Linked DNA regions of Homo sapiens: region 2 is linked to region 1. The links are chromatin loops, found by intact Hi-C in ENCODE. Cell type or tissue: mammary epithelial cell. All regions are shown on one strand. Links, peaks and the distances in the headings refer to the core of each region. The heading gives the core; the rest is flanking DNA.

What was found. Peaks named below come from ENCODE experiments on the same cell type or tissue, not always from the same donor. Only the 100,000 strongest peaks of a DNase experiment are listed, where the experiment ranks them.
Region 2: it touches region 1 in a loop (5-fold over the local background); 2 of 110 quality-filtered maps call a loop at or near these places.

The regions. Positions count from the first base shown.
Region 1 is chr3:40,038,959-40,048,892 of GRCh38, reverse strand. It overlaps MYRIP (myosin VIIA and Rab interacting protein), which reads right to left. Exons shown (of 17, transcript NM_015460.4): 3 at 4,622-4,843. Among named protein-coding and RNA genes, the nearest start is that of MYRIP, 230 kb to the right of the region's middle. In mammary epithelial cell, for the core only: no CTCF peak of the experiment used is centred there; DNase peaks (open chromatin) are centred at 4,212 and 5,432; H3K27ac peaks cover 1,641 bases.
Region 2 is chr3:40,091,779-40,101,712 of GRCh38, reverse strand. The region is part of intron 3 of MYRIP (myosin VIIA and Rab interacting protein); the gene reads right to left. Among named protein-coding and RNA genes, the nearest start is that of EIF1B-AS1, 210 kb to the left of the region's middle. In mammary epithelial cell, for the core only: no CTCF peak of the experiment used is centred there; DNase peaks (open chromatin) are centred at 4,372 and 4,682; H3K27ac peaks cover 1,893 bases.

The DNA of each region.
Region 1 (9,934 bases), core at 907-8,906:
ATTCAGTAGTATCCCATTTTCTATAGAACTTCCAAAATAAGTAATTCATCATTCATTCTATAATACATTTAATTTTTTAATCTCCCAAAGCTAAAAATTTTAGATGAACACTGATAACAGAAATACATTTTAATGCAAAATATATGAAGCAAAATTACTAACAAAGAACCAAATGATTACAATTACAACTTTAAAATTCTCAAAATGCTTTTACTGAACTAAATAATCAAACAGAAAAAAATATGGATTGTTTTTCACTGAGATGAAAAGAAGAAAGTTAAAGTTATAGGTTACCACGTTTTTCTTAGAGACTTGACACTGTCTGGGTCCTCTCCTGATGAATGCCATGTTTCTAATCCGACTCTCTCATTTACAGCTGTACAATAGACAGCCCCAGGTATTTGATACAGTTATTACTTCTGAGGCTATTCATATTGTAGGATGAATGTCTACCTTTAATTCCTACTCCTTTTTTGTGGACAAGAATTTTTATTATTATAATTATTCATAGCCCACAGTATCTCAAAAACATATGCATATTGTAGCCACTGGATAAATAGCTAGAAATTAAACCAATGTAGCAAAAATGGTTTCATTTAAATAAGGAAAGGAATGCATCTCATGGGTAGTGGGGAGTGAATATGGGTCTGAAAGTGGCCTCACAAAAGTGGTCATCTGTGTAACCTCATAGACCTACTATCAACTATTGAGATTTCATATACAAACACAAAATGTGCTCTTCATAGAATCTGACATACAATGTTTTAAAAACCCACTTGCTTGAAGATGAAAATTCTAGAAGAATGTTCCAAAGAGTAGTGTCTAAAGTAAATCAGTTCTAACCAAGAAGGGAGTTTCAGATTGAATGAAGGGCAGAGGAGCTACTGGACAAAGTGGACAAGCAGCCCTGAGTGTCCATACTGCCACAATATTCAAGTCACGTAATCCTTAAATGTGTTACATGATGAATTTGGCTCTAGCACTTGTGTAATGTTGATGGGTTACACAGTTTGTTGATATATAAATAAAATTAACTCTTCTAAGGCATCCTTCAAAAAACAAGAATGTGATCCAGGTACAACATAAAAGACTGTCCGCTCACAGGCCATACATCCGTGGTACTTTGAAAGACATACTTCTCTGTCAAACAGGGCCTTAGAGACATTTCAGGATGCAAAAATATGCCACATATTTCATGGATTTCTTTCCTAGACAGGTTCCTGTGATTGAATTGAGCAATACAGAAAAATAGGGAATGAACAAAATTTCTCCATCCCTTTGGGTTTCAGCCAATAATAATCTCAAGACATAATACAAGATTAAAGCAGCAACATTTCCAATTTCTCCTCAGCATCCCCTTTCTGCCAGCTTTGATTAAACAAGTGTGGGTGTGTTCTGTTTGAGCTAGACACATTGAATGTGGAAGACTCCTCAGTAACCCTCCACTTTCTTAAAATAAAAATGGAACAAGGGTACACTGGCTGTTGCATGTCTTTCCAGGTATCCTTCTATGAATGGTTCTTTATTTTCTAATGCTCAGCTTCTGAGACTCAGGAGCTGTCATGCAATATTAACACGAACATGATGCAAGATTAAGTGAAATGGGACTACCTAAGCCTCCTGCCTCCTCATTAAGTTGCTAGAAATATGAAATGAAAATTTAAAATATAGTCTTGGCAGCCATTGCTGCCTTTTTTACAACTTATTTTTCCAATATCTGACAAATTATTGAGACAACATTGTACAAGAGAAATAGCAAATGGTTGGCATCAGAAGATCTTGCTTTTGCGAGGCAAGGTTCTTCCATTTATAGGTGATGGGATTCTGAGGTGGTGCATCAACTACTCAGCACTACTGGTATTTGATTAATGCAATGTGTCATTTAATTGTAACTAATAATAGATGCCTGCATACAACTCATGGTAAATGTGGGGTTGACAGGCTGTGACTGCACTCTATTGCTACTAACTGTTTAGTAAATTTGGTGACTTTTCTTACTCGGGGAGAAGAGGACTAGGTAAATATTGAAAGAAATGAAATCATGTAGGTACTGATACTTCCTTTTATTTGTGGGGGAATATGCTGAAGCACAGTATAGTATACTTTAATAACGGCTAGGGTTTGACATTCCAGTGATTTCGCCATCCCTTAAAGATCAAACGCCAATTCTTCACACAAACTGACCCAATCACTTGCCATCATCCCGCTTCAATAGCGGTCTGCTTCAGACCCTCCACACACCTTGGGTGACTCTGCTTTGTTTGCTCATGCCACACATTGTCTGAGAGTGTCTCCTGATTCCTCCTCTCCAACTGAGTTCCATCTAGGATGCCCTCCTTTTCCATGAAACCCCTTTAGGACATCTAACAGTCTCTGAGTCCTTTCCTCTAAAATTCCTAAAGGCTCATTCTGTACTATGCATCTGGCTGCTATAAACATCGTCCTGTTCTATTTGGGTCACAAAGATTCATGTGCTTTCTATGTGTCAGGCTCTGGTGCTACAAATGAAGAAGACAGTGTCCCTGTCCTGGCGGTGTTTACCACCAGTTGGTAACAAACGTCAGTGTAGCGCATGCAGCCATGGCAGATGTTTGAGTCAAATGCTACATGGGACTTGCCCAACTTGGTAGGTGCAGAATCATAACATGCAGTCATCTCATCTTCTCCAACTCCTTATGTCTCTCACATCCTGACCTTCTAGTTCCTTCTTCTCATTTCAGAAAAACTTGTCACCTGGCTCAATTCTTCACCTCCATACTGTGGCCACTATCCTGATTTTTTCCAATCATATGGGCACTGGTATTTTGGTCCCTTAACTTCTTCTTCTAGACATTGTCTCCTCTTCCCATGGTCACCACTCAACTGATCTACTTTAGAAATCACAAATTCATCTTTTTCTCTATATAGAATTTTCATTTTTTCCAATTTTCTCTATCAAGTACTCCCACTGTGACAGTTCTTTGACTTTACCAGATACTACTTCTGGCTGACTGACCCCTTCATTTTCTCCCCATCCATCCATAGCCCCTTTCTGTTTTTCCTTACTATCCAGATTCTGTCTTTACATTCTTCACTGTCCAATATCCTTAACTCAGTTACCCTCTGACCTGTCCCAAGCCCCACGAAACTCCCAATCTGTGGGAAGATTGAAAGAAAACAGATTCATAATTTGTTACAGGAACTTGGCTTGAATGTGTGCATCCCAAACTCCTGTAATGCCTATTTAGATCTACTCTTATTTCTTCCAACATCCAACTGTCTTGTTCTCAGTGCCACAATATTCAAGTCACGTAATCCTTAAACGTGTTACATGATGAATTTGGCTTACCCCACCTTGACTGAGAAATAGAAGGCATGGATGAACCTCTCTCTGTTGATCACTCCCAGATGCACGCTCATCTATAATCCCAGTTTCCTCCTTCCCTTTGTTGTTGCAGGGCTTTTCCTCCCCCTTTCAAGCTGCCATGTGGAGACCCAGATGGGCTCCTTGCTCTGACCAAGTCAGGCACAGGACCTGCGTAGCACCCAGCCTTGGATACTGGGTGCTTAACATACCACTTTTTGTTTCAGTTTGTGTCTCTGGAATGAATATGAATATATATATTTTGTAGCCCAGAGCCTGATTCCTTGGAGACCCCAAGGAAACTTGGCAGCTGTCCCCATTAACTAGCTCTATGGGAAAATTCTAGGTCTTGATGCATTAAAGGATACAAGCGAGTAAACAGGGCAGGGAGAGGAGAAAGGAGGAAAGAAGGAAAAGGTGTGGGAGGCAGGGGCTTCTGAGTGTGTGCTCCCAGGACCTGCTCATCTCTGCTTCACTCATTAACAGGCATTTTGGAAGCATGCAGCAAATACGAATCACAATGCACACTACAGATGCTAGGATCAGCACAGACAAATACCAAACACTGGTTTATCATACTCATCAGTTTCCAAATACTCAACAGATCAAAGAAGTGCTCTGCTGGTCGCTGAGGGAGAATGTGAAATGCCATGCTTGTTATTTCCCTCGCAAAGTTGTCTTCATCTCCCCTTTCACAGCATTGACTCTTTTTTGTCTTTCACAATCTTGCTTTTATTTCTTGTCCTCTATGAAGCTTTCTCCAAGCCCTAGGGCCAGTCTCTCCTTGCTCAGTGCCCTCATAGCCAATAGACAAACTAGTCAGGGCATGTATCTCCACATATGAAGGCCCAGCACTTACGTATCACACCATCCGCTATGCCTCTGAGTCACTCATAATTGGCCTAATTCACCATCATGTTTCCTGCACCCAGCATAATTCCTAAGAATCCAACACATGCTTATGCAATGAACGAACGAAAGGATGAGACCAGATGAGAAATTCCAAAAAGATGAATAACATATGTAGGAGCTGCATCTTCAATCCCAAGAAAGCCCTTTCTATTCACACCCAGGTGCTCCTGGGGGGCCCTCTCTCATCCTCCCTATAAAGATCAACAGGTTTCCTTATCCATGCATCTCTCTTCAGCAAGCTATTTACTTTGGTCAATACTCTGTGTTGATCTACCAATCATAGCTGGTTCTACCTGACTGAAGGAAGTGGCAGGTGAATCTCTCTAAATCAACAGTGTAGACCCTGGGAATGCACCAGCCACTCACCTCGCTTGCTGGCAGACGCAGCAGACCCAGGCCTTTTCGTGCTTCTGGTAGGAGCAGCAGCTCTTGCAGACATTGAATTTGCAATCTCCACACTGGCGCTTGGTGTTGACGAGGAAGGTGAAGGGCGAGCAGCAGCGCATGCAGCAGTGCTCCACAAACTGCTGGTGCTTCGAGAGGATGCTGCACTTGCTGCCTTCCTCATCCAGCTTCTGCTTCAGCTCACTGGGAAACCAAGGTAGGGGAAATGGGAGGAGGAGAGAAACACAACATCAGGTCAGGGGGTGTCTCCCCAAAGCATGCACCCTGTCCCTCCCTTAGGCCAAGCTACCATGTAGGACCTTCCTGGAGAACAAGAGAACTCAGAAAGATCAACTGCTCAACATTATGTCCAGAGAAGAACATTAATCGTAGATTAGTTTTGTGTACTCCTGTATGTCAGATTTTCTATGAGAAAGCATGAAAACATTATCACTTCCATTTCAGAGACTACATTGAGATACAAGTTATTAAAAAACTAATAAGCATATCCTTGAAAAATAAAACCTTTAACTTAATTAATGCCTTTTTAAAGGAGCAGGAGATCACTTATGATAAAACATTAATCCTCACACAGCCCAGCTGGGAATATGATAAATGCAGTCCTGGCTTTATTTAACATCCCTGGAAACTGAAGTACTCAAGGATTTTTAAAAGCTTTCAAATCTATATGAGTTAATAAGGATTCTATGGGTGATGGGCAGATCGAGGCACTGGTGATTCATAGTTGGATAAAAGAACAATTCTGTTCTTTTAAAAAGCTCCTGGTCACTGGGCACACAGCCAGCCACACTAATGCAAAACATAACGGTGCATACACTTCTCTCTGTGCTCAGTGAGAAGAAAAATACACTGCCAACAGGTTGAGTAACCTGGGGAAAAAAAAAGAAAAAAAATTACCCTGAATCAGCAGGTTTGAGTTGTTTTTCCTGCTACGAAAATGGGGGTCCCCAAAGAACAGTAGAAAAATTATTATTTTTACTACTATTTTACTATTACTATACTATATTACTAGACTATAATTTTTACTATTTTAGTACTATATTACTAGACTACTACTTTTACTATTTTCCTACTGTTGCACACTATCATTATAATAGAAAAACACAGTCCCCCACTTATAATGGTTCAACTTATGATTTTTCAACTTTTTGATGATGCAGAAACTACATGGATTCATTAAAAAGCACCAGAAAGTGATACAATACTCTATCATGATGCTGAGCATAGCAGCAGTGAGCCACAGCTCCCAGTCAGCCATGAGGTCATGAGGGAGATATTCTATGGTGGACTATGTTTTACTATGTTGTCAGATGACTTTGCCCAGCTGCAGGCTAATGTAAGTGTTCTGGGCATGTTTAAGTTGGCTGGGCTAAGCTGTGATGTTCAGTAGGTTAGGTTTATTAAGTGCATTTTCAACTTATGACAGTTTCAACTTATGATGGGTTTACTAGGACGCAATCCCACTGTAAATCAAGGAGCGTCTATACTAAATTTTACTACAGCATTCTACTATGATAATACTTGATAGTATTTTACTACTATTTACTACTACTATTGTTTTACTACTATTTTACTTTATTACTTTTTTTACTTTTTATCTTTACTACTATTTTTATTTTTACTATGACTATTTACTACTCTTTACTACTATTACTATTTTTTATACCCAGTTGTGATTATGCAGTTAAAACTAGATATATTTAAGATGGATGTGGCAAATATATTCTCCCGTTCTGCCCTTGTCTTTTTATGTTTATGGTGTTTATTCTCATTTAGAAATGCTTAATTTTTCTGCAGTTAAATCTGTCAGGCTTTTCTTTCATGGACATTGGACTTTATGTCTTGCTTGAGAAGGCCTAGACCACCCCATCAGTTTATATACATAGTCAATTAGCCCCTGTAGTGGGTTGAAGGTTGGCTCTCTTTTTTTTTTTTTTTTTTTTTATCCTTCCAGTCTTTATTATATGCTTGCTTTTACATAGTTGTTATAATATACACATAAAGTATTTTGTATCCTGCTTTTATCATTCAACATTGTACATGTTATAAGCATTTTACTATATTGTTATATATCTTCACAAAGTTGATCTGTAAAGCTGTGTAATTTGAAGGCATCCATAGGGTGACTGTACCATAATTTTGATTCATCCCTTGTTGTTGGATTCTTGGTCAGGGGTTGTTTGTTTTGTTTTATTGGTAACTTTAAAATTTTGAATACAATTTCAGATTTACAGAAAAGTTGCAGGAATATCACAAAGAACTCCTATATATCTTTTATCCAGATTTACTGAGTGTTTACATTTTATCCCATTTGCCTTATCTATATTTCATGTTGCATTTTCTTAATCATTTGAGAATAATTTGCACAGATACCCCATTATGCCCAAAACAGTATGCATTTCCCTAAGAACAGGACATTCTCTTCTAAGAGAAGAAGAGAATTACTTTAAGCATTATTCAGTATTTTTTTAAGTATTATTATCAAAATCAGGAAGTTTAACAGTGATTTAATACTGTTATCTAACCCATGATTCATATTTAAATTTTGCCATTTATCCCAATAATGTCCTTTGTAGCCATTCTTTTACCTTGTGCAGGATCGTGTTACATTTGTAAACGTGTGTCTCTCAATACTGCAGATTCCTCAACTTTCTTTTGTCTTTCATTACCATGACATTTTTGAAGAATACAGGCTATTTTGTCGAATGTTCCTCAGTTTGGATTTGTGTGATGGTTCCGCATGACTAGGTGAGGGTTTTACATTCTGGGTGGGAATATCACAGAAGCAGTGTGTCGTCAGTGCGTCGTAATCAGCATATAATGTCAGTTGGTCCCATTAATGTTGTTAACTCTGTTCACCGCTTAGGTTGGTGTCTGCCAGATTTCATTTTAAATTTACGATTTCCTCTTTGTAATTTACAAGTAATTTGTGGGGAGATACTTTGAGACTATATGAGTATTTTGTTCCTCATTCACCAGTTATATAGTATCAGTTGATTAGTCTTGTCCCAGTTATTACTGTCATGATTGACCAACATGATTTCCTAACTCCATAATGCCTTCTACATTTATTGGTTGACATTCTACATACAAAGAAAAACATCCTTTCTCACCATTTATTTATTCACTTGTTTATCAATATGGATGCAGGGATTCCTGTTTTACTCAGAGTTGCAAGCCATTGCTTTGATTTTTTTTTTTTTTTTTTTTCTGCTGGTAATATTTTCTTTTTTTTTTTCTTTTTTTTTTTTATTATACTCTAAGTTTTAGGGTACATGTGCACATTGTGCAGGTTAGTTACATATGTATACATGTGCCATGCTGGTGCGCTGCACCCACTAATGTGTCATCTAGCATTAGGTATATCTCCCAATGCTATCCCTCCCCCCTCCCCCGACCCCACCACAGTCCCCAGAGTGTGATATTCCCCCCTTCCTGTGTCCATGTGATCTCATTGTTCACTTCCCACCTATGAGTGAGAATATGCGGTGTTTGGTTTTTTGTTCTTGCGATAGTTTACTGAGAATGATGGTTTCCAATTTCATCCATGTCCCTACAAAGGATATGAACTCATCATTTTTTATGGCTGCATAGTATTCCATGTTGTATATGTGCCACATTTTCTTAATCCAGTCTATCATTGTTGGACATTTGGGTTGGTTCCAAGTCTTTGCTATTGTGAATAGTGCCGCAATAAACATACGTGTGCATGTGTCTTTATAGCAGCATGATTTATACTCATTTGGGTATATACCCAGTAATGGGATGGCTGGGTCAAATGGTATTTCTAGTTCTAGATCCCTGAGGAATCGCCACACTGACTTCCACAATGGTTGAACTAGTTTACAGTCCCACCAACAGTGTAAAAGTGTTCCTATTTCTCCACATCCTCTCCAGCACCTGTTGTTTCCTGACTTTTTAATGATTGCCATTCTAACTGGTGTGAGATGATATCTCATAGTGGTTTTGATTTGCATTTCTCTGATGGCCAGTGATGATGAGCATTTCTTCATGTGTTTTTTGGCTGCATAAATGAACAGACACTTCTCAAAAGAAGGTTGGCTCTCTTAAATGATATGTCCATGCCCTAAATCACTGGAATCTGTAACTATTACCTTATTTGGAAAAGGGGTCTTATAAATTAAGAATTTTGAGATGTAGTTATCCTGCATTATATGAGTGAGCTCTAAATCCAATGACAACTGTCCTTTAAGAGACACACAGAGAAGGCAATGTGAAGACAAAGGCAGAGATTGGAGTGCTGTGGCTACAATCCAAGTAACACCAAGGTTTGCCAGCAGCCACCAAAAGCTAGGAAGGAGGCATGGGCAGATTCTCCCCCAAGAGACTTGGGAGGGAGTGTGGCCCTTCCAGCGCCTTGATTGTAGACTTCTGACCTACAGAAGAGGGAGACAATACATTCTTATTGTTTTAAGCCACCTATTTGTGATAATTTGTTACAGCAGCCTCAGGAAACTAATATAGTTTCTACCTAAAAAAAAAAAAGGGAAAACAGTAAGTACAAACTTTCCTCAACACTATATTCTCATCTAATTACCACTCTCTTATAGTCGTAACCTCTTCTAGTTAAAATTCCTGAAAGAACCATCCCTGGTGGTCAATATATGTTCTTTATTTCCACTCACTCCTGGATCTACTCCAATGGGCCTTTTGTTCTTTTTCTTAAAGAAAACAAAATATCTGCTTGAGATCCCCCACTGATCTTCATGTTGCAAGATCCAAAGGGACTTTCTAGGCCTTGTCTTACCTGATTATTCTTACATTCTTGAAATATTCTCTTCCCTTCCTCGTGTTACTCTTGTTTTCTCAGCCCTTTTCCAATTCCTTTGCAAGCTATCTCTTCCTCCTATTCTGACTTTTTAAAAGTTAGACAAGACTTTTTAAGGCATGATAAAGTATTTATTCACTGATGAAGATTGTTTTCAACATTAATGTTAACCTTTTATTGAATAGATTGTTTGAGGCATGGTCTATGTGACTAGGTAGACTTTCTCCACCCCAACTTTCCTCAAGCATGGACAAATCCCTTCTTTTCAGTTCATTGAAGCAACAGACTCTAAGGTGTGGTGGGTGATGGACGTTTATTACCAATGGTTTAAGGGTAGTGGAAGGTAATGGAAGAGGAACCCAGCTCCAGGCCGAACAGAAAACCATTTCATGTGGGCATGCTGCAGTTAAAGCCCTCAGCCACCACCTTTGGGATTCCTTCATTGGCCCTGTCACTGGACATGTTGCTGTTCCATCTCTGCCTAT
Region 2 (9,934 bases), core at 860-8,859, 53 kb before region 1:
GGGAATATAGAAACAAAAATAACTCTCAGAAATAAAGAAATTATTGTGTAAATTAAACACTTGATAGGATTGATGATGAAATTGAGGATATTTTCCAGAAAACAGGACAAAGAGAGGAAAAAAGAAGAAAAAAGAAAACTAGAGAATTAATCTGAGAGGTCTAATATCTTTACTTCAGAAGAAACAAAGAAAATGGAAGAAAGAAAATAATCAAAGATGTAATTCAAGAAAGTTTCTCAAGCCTGGAAAAGCTATCCAAAATGAAATGGTTCTCTAAGAGCTCAAGTACAGTGGCAGAAATAAAGACCCAAAGGAAAGACATTGGTGAAGTTTTATAACACTGAGACCAAAGGAAAGAGCCTAGAAACTTTCAAAGAGGGGAAAAAGCCACATAGAAAGGATCAAATATCAGAATGACTCAACAGCAACACCAGAAAGCTGCTTTTTATGATTATAATAATAAAACACAGAAAACTGATGTAACAAAGACTATATTGCAGATATACTGGGAGAATGGAGGAAAGGGGGATATGTATGTGTTGAGTGTTGGAGGTGTTGAAAACAAAACCTTTTCATAGAAGAAAATAAAGATATAAGCTGTAAAAACAAAAAGGGTAAGCATATTATTTAGAAATTTGGAAGTAAATACTGAAAGAAAGCTAAAAGTTGAAAGTGGTGTGTAAGGAGCACAGATGGGGTGGAGTGGGGTGAGGGGCTTTTTTTTCTTTTCAATAAGTCAAGAGAATTATTTGATGTTTTAAAGTCTATACATTCATGACTTGGATTAAAATAAAATTAAATAAATAAGAAAAAGATCCAAGGACTTCGTTTTTAGCTTCAGGACCCTAAGAAATCTCTTAATGTCCCTCCTGGGTGATGGATATAGTATCATGCTGTGTCATCTTTGTCAAATCCATGCTTACACAATGAAATTTCCTAGAACATTCAGGTCTCATCAGTTGCTGCTCAAAAAACATGTATGTTGGGTTAGCCCAGAGTAAGTCAATGTTCTTAAACTCACATGTGACTTTCCCACTCCCTGCTGGAATAAACTAAGAAGTTTAGTCCCAGCCTCAGAGATAGCACATCTGCAGCAAAGGCAGCCACAGCTACAACCCTCACCACATCAGGTTTCTGTTTTATCAATAAAAGAATAAAATTCTACCTGTTTTTGTAAAGCAGTCAATAAGGAGAGGAGAAATACTTTTTCCACCCATATTGTTGAAATAGAGCCAATGGTTTAAAATGCTCTTCCTTTATGATTTATTTCTTAATGTTTGCACAGATATGCATATGCAAAATGCTAAAAAATGTACAAAATAGGACAAAATTGACATAGTTCTGTTGCAAAACATCAATGAAAACAATCAGGCAATGTATAATAAAGGATTATAGTACATAATCAATAATAGCAAATTGTGAAATAAAGGACAAGTCAATGTTGCTTAATTATTAAAATTACCGTAACTGGTGGTTTTCTTTCTGCCAAGCTCTTCTACTCAAATTTAGCTCACGTGTCTTGAGAAATAATTAAACGCCAGGACACAGGGCACAGAGCTCCAAAATCTTCACTCCATGTCCTCATGGCCAGAAAAGCCCAGACAGAGGATAAGCCAGGTAGTCTTCTTAAGAAAAGACACAGGGCTCTGGGTAGAGAGCAATACCAGAGTGAAGGAACAGCACAGTGCTACTGCTCGTTTCTATTACCAGTTTCAGAAGGGAGGTGACGGAGAGCTGTGAAATCTCAGACAACCAATGCCGAGAAAAATCCATCAACACATGTGCAACAGGGAGAGAGAGGCACCAAAGCTCATTTAAAGCTGCCCGGTTTAATACAACTTTGTAGGGGAAATGTTACATGAATTTTTACTTTTTTTTCCCACTTTCTTGGTTTGTAAATTCAAGATATGGAAGAGCCAAAGACATGGTTTTATCATGTGCTTTCTTGTCAGTCACAGACTATGAGGTTTGCTTTAGCTAAATGTTCTTAATACAAACATGCTTCAAATAGCAGCAAGAGACTGTACAGAGGGAAGGGAATAATTGGAAGAGAAATCTCAGGGGATCTTTTTTGGGCAGGGCAAATCAGTACACTCCCTGTGGTATAAGAAAAGCACGAGAGTGTGTGTATATATATGTTTGGCCCCATTCATGTTGACTCCAGTGCATGTGTAAACATATACTGTGATGGAGAGTATGTGACCACTCCCTAGCCCTGTGGCCACAGGCAAATTATTTTGCTTCTATGAACCTCAGTATCTTTATTTGTACAAATGGCTATCATCCTCACCTTCACCCTGGTTTCATAAATTTGTGGAAAGGACCTAAAGACATCATGCTCATACTCCACCAAATTACAATGCTTTGCATATTATAGTGCTCAAATATTAGTGCCCTCTCATCTGCAAAGTACTATTATTAATAAGCATAGCATTTTTCTCAGACCACATAAATTATGAAGAAACTATCTTAGACTAAGAAGAAACACATTTTTTTGTAAATCCAGACACTTTCTTGAAATGTGCCTCCTGCAACACCCATCCTCTTCTGATGTGGGTCCCCCTCCCTTCTACATAGGCAGGGCAAAATCGGGTGGTCACCAGAAAGTTCTACAGGAAAAGCTGGTTAATTGTCCAGTGCACTTCCAAATGCCAGTTCTCAGCTGGGCCAACCTGTTTTCTATCCAAAACCAGATACTTTTCAGATAAAATTACATTCTGGTGCTGAATGAAACAAACAAGAGATCTTGACTTGAAATTCCTAATCAAATGTACACACACACACACACACACGCACACACATGCACACCCACACACCCTCTTAATATATGCCTGGAGATAGCTGTTTGTTTTGCATTTTTGGAAATGACTGTAAAATGTCAATAATAATCCCAGATATTTCTTTAGGTCATTTTATCTCTGATCTGTAAGAAGACACACACACACACACACACACACACACACACACACACAATGAGAGAGACAGAGAGAGATACACACATCCAGAAGAGAAGGGGACAGAATATTTGATCAGAAAAATTGAGAAAGAGAAGGGGACAGAATATTTGATCAGGAAGAATATGCATATGCCTTTATTGTGAAGAGGTTGGTAGCACTAGCTTCCCTCTGTGAGTATGCATGGATGATTCAGAATATTCATGAAGACCCAGGGCACTTTGCTTACAGTGCAACACTGTTTATGTAGAACTTAGATAGAAAAGGATCTGCAGATAAACAGAGTGTTAGGAGGGAAGAAAAAAATCAGTCTTTTTTTGCCCACTGCCAACTACCCACAGCTGCTACCAAAGGGTCCCTCTTTTCCAGACAAATGCACACATGCAAAATTCTGCTCACACTTTTATGGAATGTATTGCATTACAAATGGGTTCATACCACATATGCAGGCTATACATAAAAACTTTGAAAAGGGGCATGCCTCATTTTCTGGCAAAAATCAATGGCCTTACTTCTTAAAAAATGGAAAGAAATGTATATTTAGCAAATAAAATGCAAACTTAATGCACTTCTACTTAAATATACATATCAAAAAGGCTGCTGTTGTTGTTTGACTTGAAAAATAAGTTGAAATCATGGAGTGGTCTCTGATGGGGCCCAATACAGGTCATCCAACCCGCTAATCCATTCTGACTTTTCATTTTGATAGTGAAAGTGCTAATAACTCTGATTTAAAAGGGAGTGCAGTACTAAACTCAGATCAGAGTGTCCAGGGTTGCTTTGACAGAGAAGAGCAGATGAGGAACACCAGCTCTCTCTAACACTCTTCCAGCTGAATTCCTGTGGCAACACTTCATTCTCTTTAAGTCACTGAGCTCATTTTCCACCCCTGTTGCTCATATTGTCAGTGGAGGATCACAAGTACCCCTTCTAGAGTCCAAATAGTTTGAACAGACGAGACCACCAAATGGGTTCTGCAGCATTTCCATGCCTCTGCAGACTTCTGTCTACAGAGACACAGGAGGCTCTGAGCTCTGGTACCATCCCGTGGGACACTTCCTCAGGAATGGAAATCGTGCACATTTGTTCTCAATCCCCACCTCCAGGGTGGGAGCCTGGCCAAAGATCTCGTGCGTGTAGGTGGAGAGGGGGTGTTTTTTATTTTAACATTACCCATCGTGGTGGACTTCACGGCTCTGAATAGAAAGATCTACTCCATCTGTATATAGCCAGAAATATCTCCCAAGAGAAGCCTTGAATAAATTGCTTTGAGAGGGGACTTTTTTTTTTCCTACCAAAATTGAAAACACTGACCAAGATTCAACTGAGTACCTTAGAACTCACTCTTTGGAAAGCCCACAGATTTGTGAACTCTTTTGTGGGCACTATAGGTCAGAGGATAAGAATGCCAACCCTGGAGCCAACATACCTGGATATGAATCCTGACTCTTTGACTTCCTCTCTGTGAGACCACAGGCAAGTTACTTGATCTCTCTTTCTTTAGTTTCTGCCTTTGTAAAATGGGTAAAGTATATCTGCCTTATAGAGTTGTTGTGAGGGTAGGTGAGTGCTTAGAACCGTACAGGAGTCAGCTCTCAATAATTTTAGCTATTATACAGAAAAGTAATTAGTTTCCTATTCCCATAAGCTTTTCTTCTTTTGGTCGTGGTTGGTTTTATTTGCAAAGGCAGTGAGTCAAGGTCTAGGCTTCACTGAAGAAGTCAAAAGCCTCCATGGCAACAGAGGAGCCTTTTACTGAGTTGTTGGCAGGGCTGCTGATAGCCAGGCAAGCTGATGCAGAAGGTGAGGAGTTAGGACGATGGGCGGAGCGTTTTGCTTCACCCAAACAGTAAACCAGGGGCTTTGCCAAGCAGCACAAGCTTTGCCAAGCTACATCTCAGAGTGCCCAGATTTTTCTTACAGTTGTTATTTTGCCTGGTGAAGAAAGTTTTCATTATTTCAAAGATGCCGATGCCTTTGCCCAATGCCACATTGTGATCCACGCTCTCAGCCCTGCTGCTCTGAGATGCAGGCCCTGTGGAATCTGCCAGGCTAGACCCTACTTGCTTAGGCTGCTCTCATAGCAGCTCCCCTGGGGCTGGTCCAGATATCCCACCACAGAGTCCTCCTAGTGAGATCATGCAGGAATTCTGGCCTGAGACGGCCATTCCTGTATCCAGAGCTGAAACAGACCCATTAAAAGTGATCTTTTACTTCTTTGGTCATTTTGCTGTGGTTGCGGGGAGTCAAACTCATGAACTCAAAATTACCTGTACACACAGGTTCCTGCATTGATTTATGAGGCTCCCTTTGCCATATGCTAAATTTGACTTTATCCTCACAGCACCTCCCTTATTACACAATGAGGATTCAGGATGTGTGAGATGCACTTCAAATGAGAAGAGAGACATGAGAAAATACTGCCCTACAGGTCCAGAGAGCCGGGTTTCATCCCCACCGCTGTCACAGTGACTGTGTGACCATGCCCAGGTCACCCCTTTTTTGACTACAGCCCTCTCACCTGAGGCACTCTGTGAGAGCGTGAGACTGCTCTTTGAGGATGGAACACCGGTTTAGGATTTGACTGCCATCTCGGGTATATCTAGAGGTAGAATGGCCCGAGAAAACCTATGAAGGCCAACCTTTGAAGGGACAGCAGTCACAGACATGGTCAGAAGGCTCAGGGTTGGGGGTGTGGGTGCTGGAGTCTGGGGGAGGGGGGATGGTGGAGTGTTATGGTATGGAGTGTGAGGGGGAAGTGTGCATGAGAGTGAGAGAGATTGGGTATATCATGTATGTGTATGTGAGAGAAATGGGGATGTGTGTGTGTGAGAAAAAAGGATGGGGAGAGGGAAGGTGCTGAGGTGGTAGGAGAAGGAGAAGGAGGGAAGGACAAGTGGGAGAGGGCAGAGGGAGAAAAGAGGAGGATAGAAGAGGGTCTGTGGAGTATGTAGGAAAGATGTGTGTGACAGCATACTGTGAGGGAAAGAGGGAAAGGGAAAGAGGGAGGAAGGGCAGAATCGAGGGAGGCAGAGAGATGGCAGTGTTAGTGAGTGTGCAGATGTGTGTGACTGCATGTCTGCCTGTGGTGTCTCTGCATTGGGGGTGGCTGTGTAGAGGCTGGAGTAGTATACACAGCCCCTGCCCACGCATTTCTCAGAAACCTCTCTGAGCTCCCTGGAGAGCATCGTTAGGGGCTTCGGGAAATTCTCCCCCCATGACTACCTTTAAAACAAAGCTGGCTTCTCAGAGTGTGAAGGCAGAGGATCAGGACCCTCTCCTGGGGTCCTGCCCCTCTTTTCAGGGCCAGGCTCGTGGGCTCTGGGTGTCTGGAAGTATGACACTAAGCTGGATGTGCCAGTCACACATTAGCTGGGGGTTCTCAGAGCAGCAAAACCTGTGAAGGCAGAAGCTAGAAGCGGACTCACCCTCTCTGCTCAAAGAAGGATGCCATGACCTGTTTATAGCCCCAGGCCTGACAGTCTTCCCTGAAGGGACTTGAGGAATGGGAAGTCAGAGTCAGAGGAGGTATAAGGTCAGCTTGAAAAATCTTGAAAGGAGATTGTAGTGGAAAGCTGGCTTTCAAGGCCTGGCATCCATTAATCCTTTTCCTGGTAAAAGTGTCCCCCTGCCTCCCCTCACCCCCAACTCTTGCTCTCGGGTGGGGCTGACCTCACTCCCAGCTTTAAGAATGGGTCTTGCTTGAATCAGGGTGTCTCCCCAGCCACAGCAATTAGGTGAGGAGGAGACAAGTGACCTCACATCAGACTCGTGTTAGCCATGCTGAGGACCTTTGTTCAGTGTTGGGGAGGGAGGTGGTTTCTGAGGCTGAGTGGCTGAGACACAGAGGGGCCAGAGCTCTGGCAAAGCCATCATCTTGCTATTGTAAGAAGTCTGAAACTGCAGCTCATCAGCAGAAAGCAACAGCAAAAGAACTGAGCCCTGAAGGTATAGTTTGAACTCTGAATCCAGTCATACCTGAATCCAGTCTACTCTTGAATGTCTTCAATTACACAAGCTAATATATATTCCTGTTTCTTTAAGCGAGGTTGAGTTTTCTGTCACTGGTAATCCATAGAGGCCTGGCTGAAACAGAGGGGAATGGGATTCCCAAACACCTACTGAGAATCTACAATGTCCTGGGCAGGAATAGCCACAGGTACCAGAGAAGGAGGTGACTAAACATGAGATTCCTATCCCTTAGGGACCCCTGGGCACTAGGGCAGGCAGATGTCTGAACAAAAATCCAAACTAGCAACAGATGTCCTTGTGCTGCAAAGCAGGGGAGGTGGACAGCATTACTCCAGAAGCCAAGATGGAAGGCCAAAGGCAAGACTGAGGAGTTAGGGCGTGGAGGTGCCATGGTGTAATAAACACCAGCTTTAGAGACAGACAGACCAAGCTCTGAGTTCCAGCTCAGCCTCTTAGTCTCCATTTATTCACTTGCAAAAGGGAAATGGTAACAGTCTTGTTTCATAGGGTTGTGATAAAAATTAAATAATCAGCTATTAAGACTTATTTCTTGAGCACCTATCATGTACCACAAACTGTGGAAAACAAGATGAGCAGAAACAGAGGGAGCTAAATCCAGTGGGGTAAACATCACCAGATGGACATAAACTCACTGGATAGCAGTCTGTGATGATGGAGTTGTGGCATGGAGGGGAGGTCTGAACAGCAGAATAAAATTGGGACATGTGAAGGGGGAGGGAAGGGGAAACTTTCCAGGCAGAGGAAATAGCACGTGCAAAGGCCTTGTGGTAGGAGGTAACAGGAAAGTAGGAAAGACAGAGTGTCCCCCATTATGAAGAGAGAGGGGTGAGGGGAAATATACAGGTGGAAAAGCTGGTGGGCCAACCCTGCAGGCCTTCATTGGATGTTATGGAGTTCTGTCTTTATCTTAAGAGCAGAGGAAAGCATAGATGATTGCCTCTGGATAGTTAGGAGTTTAAAGCAAATTGCTATTGCTGGTTTTGCATCCAATTGCAATGGTGGTGTAGCTAGTCTGAGAACAGACACTGGGAGAGAAGTAAACTATGACCAGCTTGGTGCCTCTCACTTCTGTTTGAAAAATGTTGAGACAAGAATGAGCCCAGGTAAAGTGCACTGCTATCCCAGTGTGAGAGCAGGAGCTGCTAGCTGGGAATGGTAGACTTGGTCCCAGGATCCCCTCACGGGGTAAACATACCTGATAGCAATAACTTAAGCATACCCTTAGAATGACCCTGCATAGCTGGTCTGCATAGTTGGAACTGAATGTATGTTCCAACTAGAGAATCTGGGCATGATCATCCTGGAGATGCATTCCTTGTCTATGAGGAACATCTGAGCCCCTGTTCGGTCCTGTGGAACACAGGCCATAGAGAGGATTGAGGTCTTGGGTTTTGGGTTGAAGGAAGATTGCCAGGTGGTGGTTATTAAGGGGAGAGTGTTAAGTAAAAATGCTATATAAATTTCACGCTGTTTGCATGAAGTTGTGGTTTTTCTGCAAAAAGCCTGCAGCCACTGGGTCACTGGACTGTACATAAGGTGGATATCTTGTCTAGCCCGATGACACTGAACTGCTTCTGTACATAAGTTGGTTCTCCTGTCTAGCCCATCACTACTGGGCTCTCTCTTCTGTATGTAAGTCCCCTAATAAAACCCTATGCTTGTTTGCTGGCTGTGGGTCTCTTCTTTGGCCTCTTGAACCTGGTGCTTCCTTGAGGTTAACAGGGAGGGGTTCAGCACAACAGGGCCAGAGGTACCAGGCCTAGGCTTCAGCTCCCTGGGAGATTCTGGGAGGGAGTCACTACTAAGTACAAATCTGTGATGTACCAAAGGACTTGGACCTCCTGGAACATGAAGCCCACTAGCAGACTAAACTCCTGCGACGGGAACACAGAAGACAGACTAGCTTCTAGAAGCTGGTGGTGGTAACCTCAAGTTCCTAGGTAATCTGAATGAGATGGTGGAAATATTTTGGATTTCAGAGCCAAATAAACTGTTTCAAATCCAAGCTCAGTGCCTTATTTGCTGGGTGACTTGGAGCAGCTAATGAACTTCTCTCATCTCATCTCCTACTATGTAAATAAGGGCCAATACCTACTTTGTTGACTTTCTGGGGATTTGTTGAACTAATGTATATGACATACTTAGCACCCAGGAAATGTACCATGACTTTAAGAACCTTCACCTTCCCTTCACAGGGTTCTGGGTGACCAACCTGAGCCACATGTTAAAAGAGGGATCCTAGACGGTCCCAAGCACTGCCAAAAGCTTCCCAGAGTAAAGCCCTGGATTTTTCCTGAATGCCCCTCCATCAGCTTAAGAACTTGCCTGGTGAAGACAAAGTTCACCTGGGAGAGGGTTTTGGGGAGGCATAGCTATCCCTTACAGTGTGGGTGAGTATCTTTCCCAGCCCTTCCTGGCAATTGCTGTCATCAGGGAAAAGGGAGGGAGCCCAGGAAGCATGCAAAACAGCCAGGAAGACATCTTGGGGGCTTTAGGGTGCTGATGATGAACAAGCAGCAAAAACTCTAGGCAGGGTCTCTGAATCAAGATTTAGTGGCAGCTTCAAAAGCTCAAGGGCTGACTTGGAGCTCCAGATGTACCTCCTTTCACAGTCATCCAGTGTGAGGGGCTCTGTGTCTTCAGAATGAGCACAGACTGGCAGGTTGGGGAAAAAGAAGGTAAACACACACTGCACAAGAGACATTTCAGGACAGAGTCCATTTCAAGGCTTACAGAGCTTCTGACAAGCAATTTATAGCTTGTGAAATGTATTCTAATGTGTCTCTTTGCAATATCATCTCTTTCCATGCAAATTCAATACTTGGCACCATTACCAGGGAGTAGAAAATGAAGACTTCTTTGGGCAATTTTAGTACAGAAATGCTCCTTCTGGGAGGTTCTGGGAAGAGGAAGAGATAATTGAGAAAGAGCATTTATCTTGTTTGAATTCTCCCTCAACCCACCCGGCCCCTGATGCTGCTTGGACA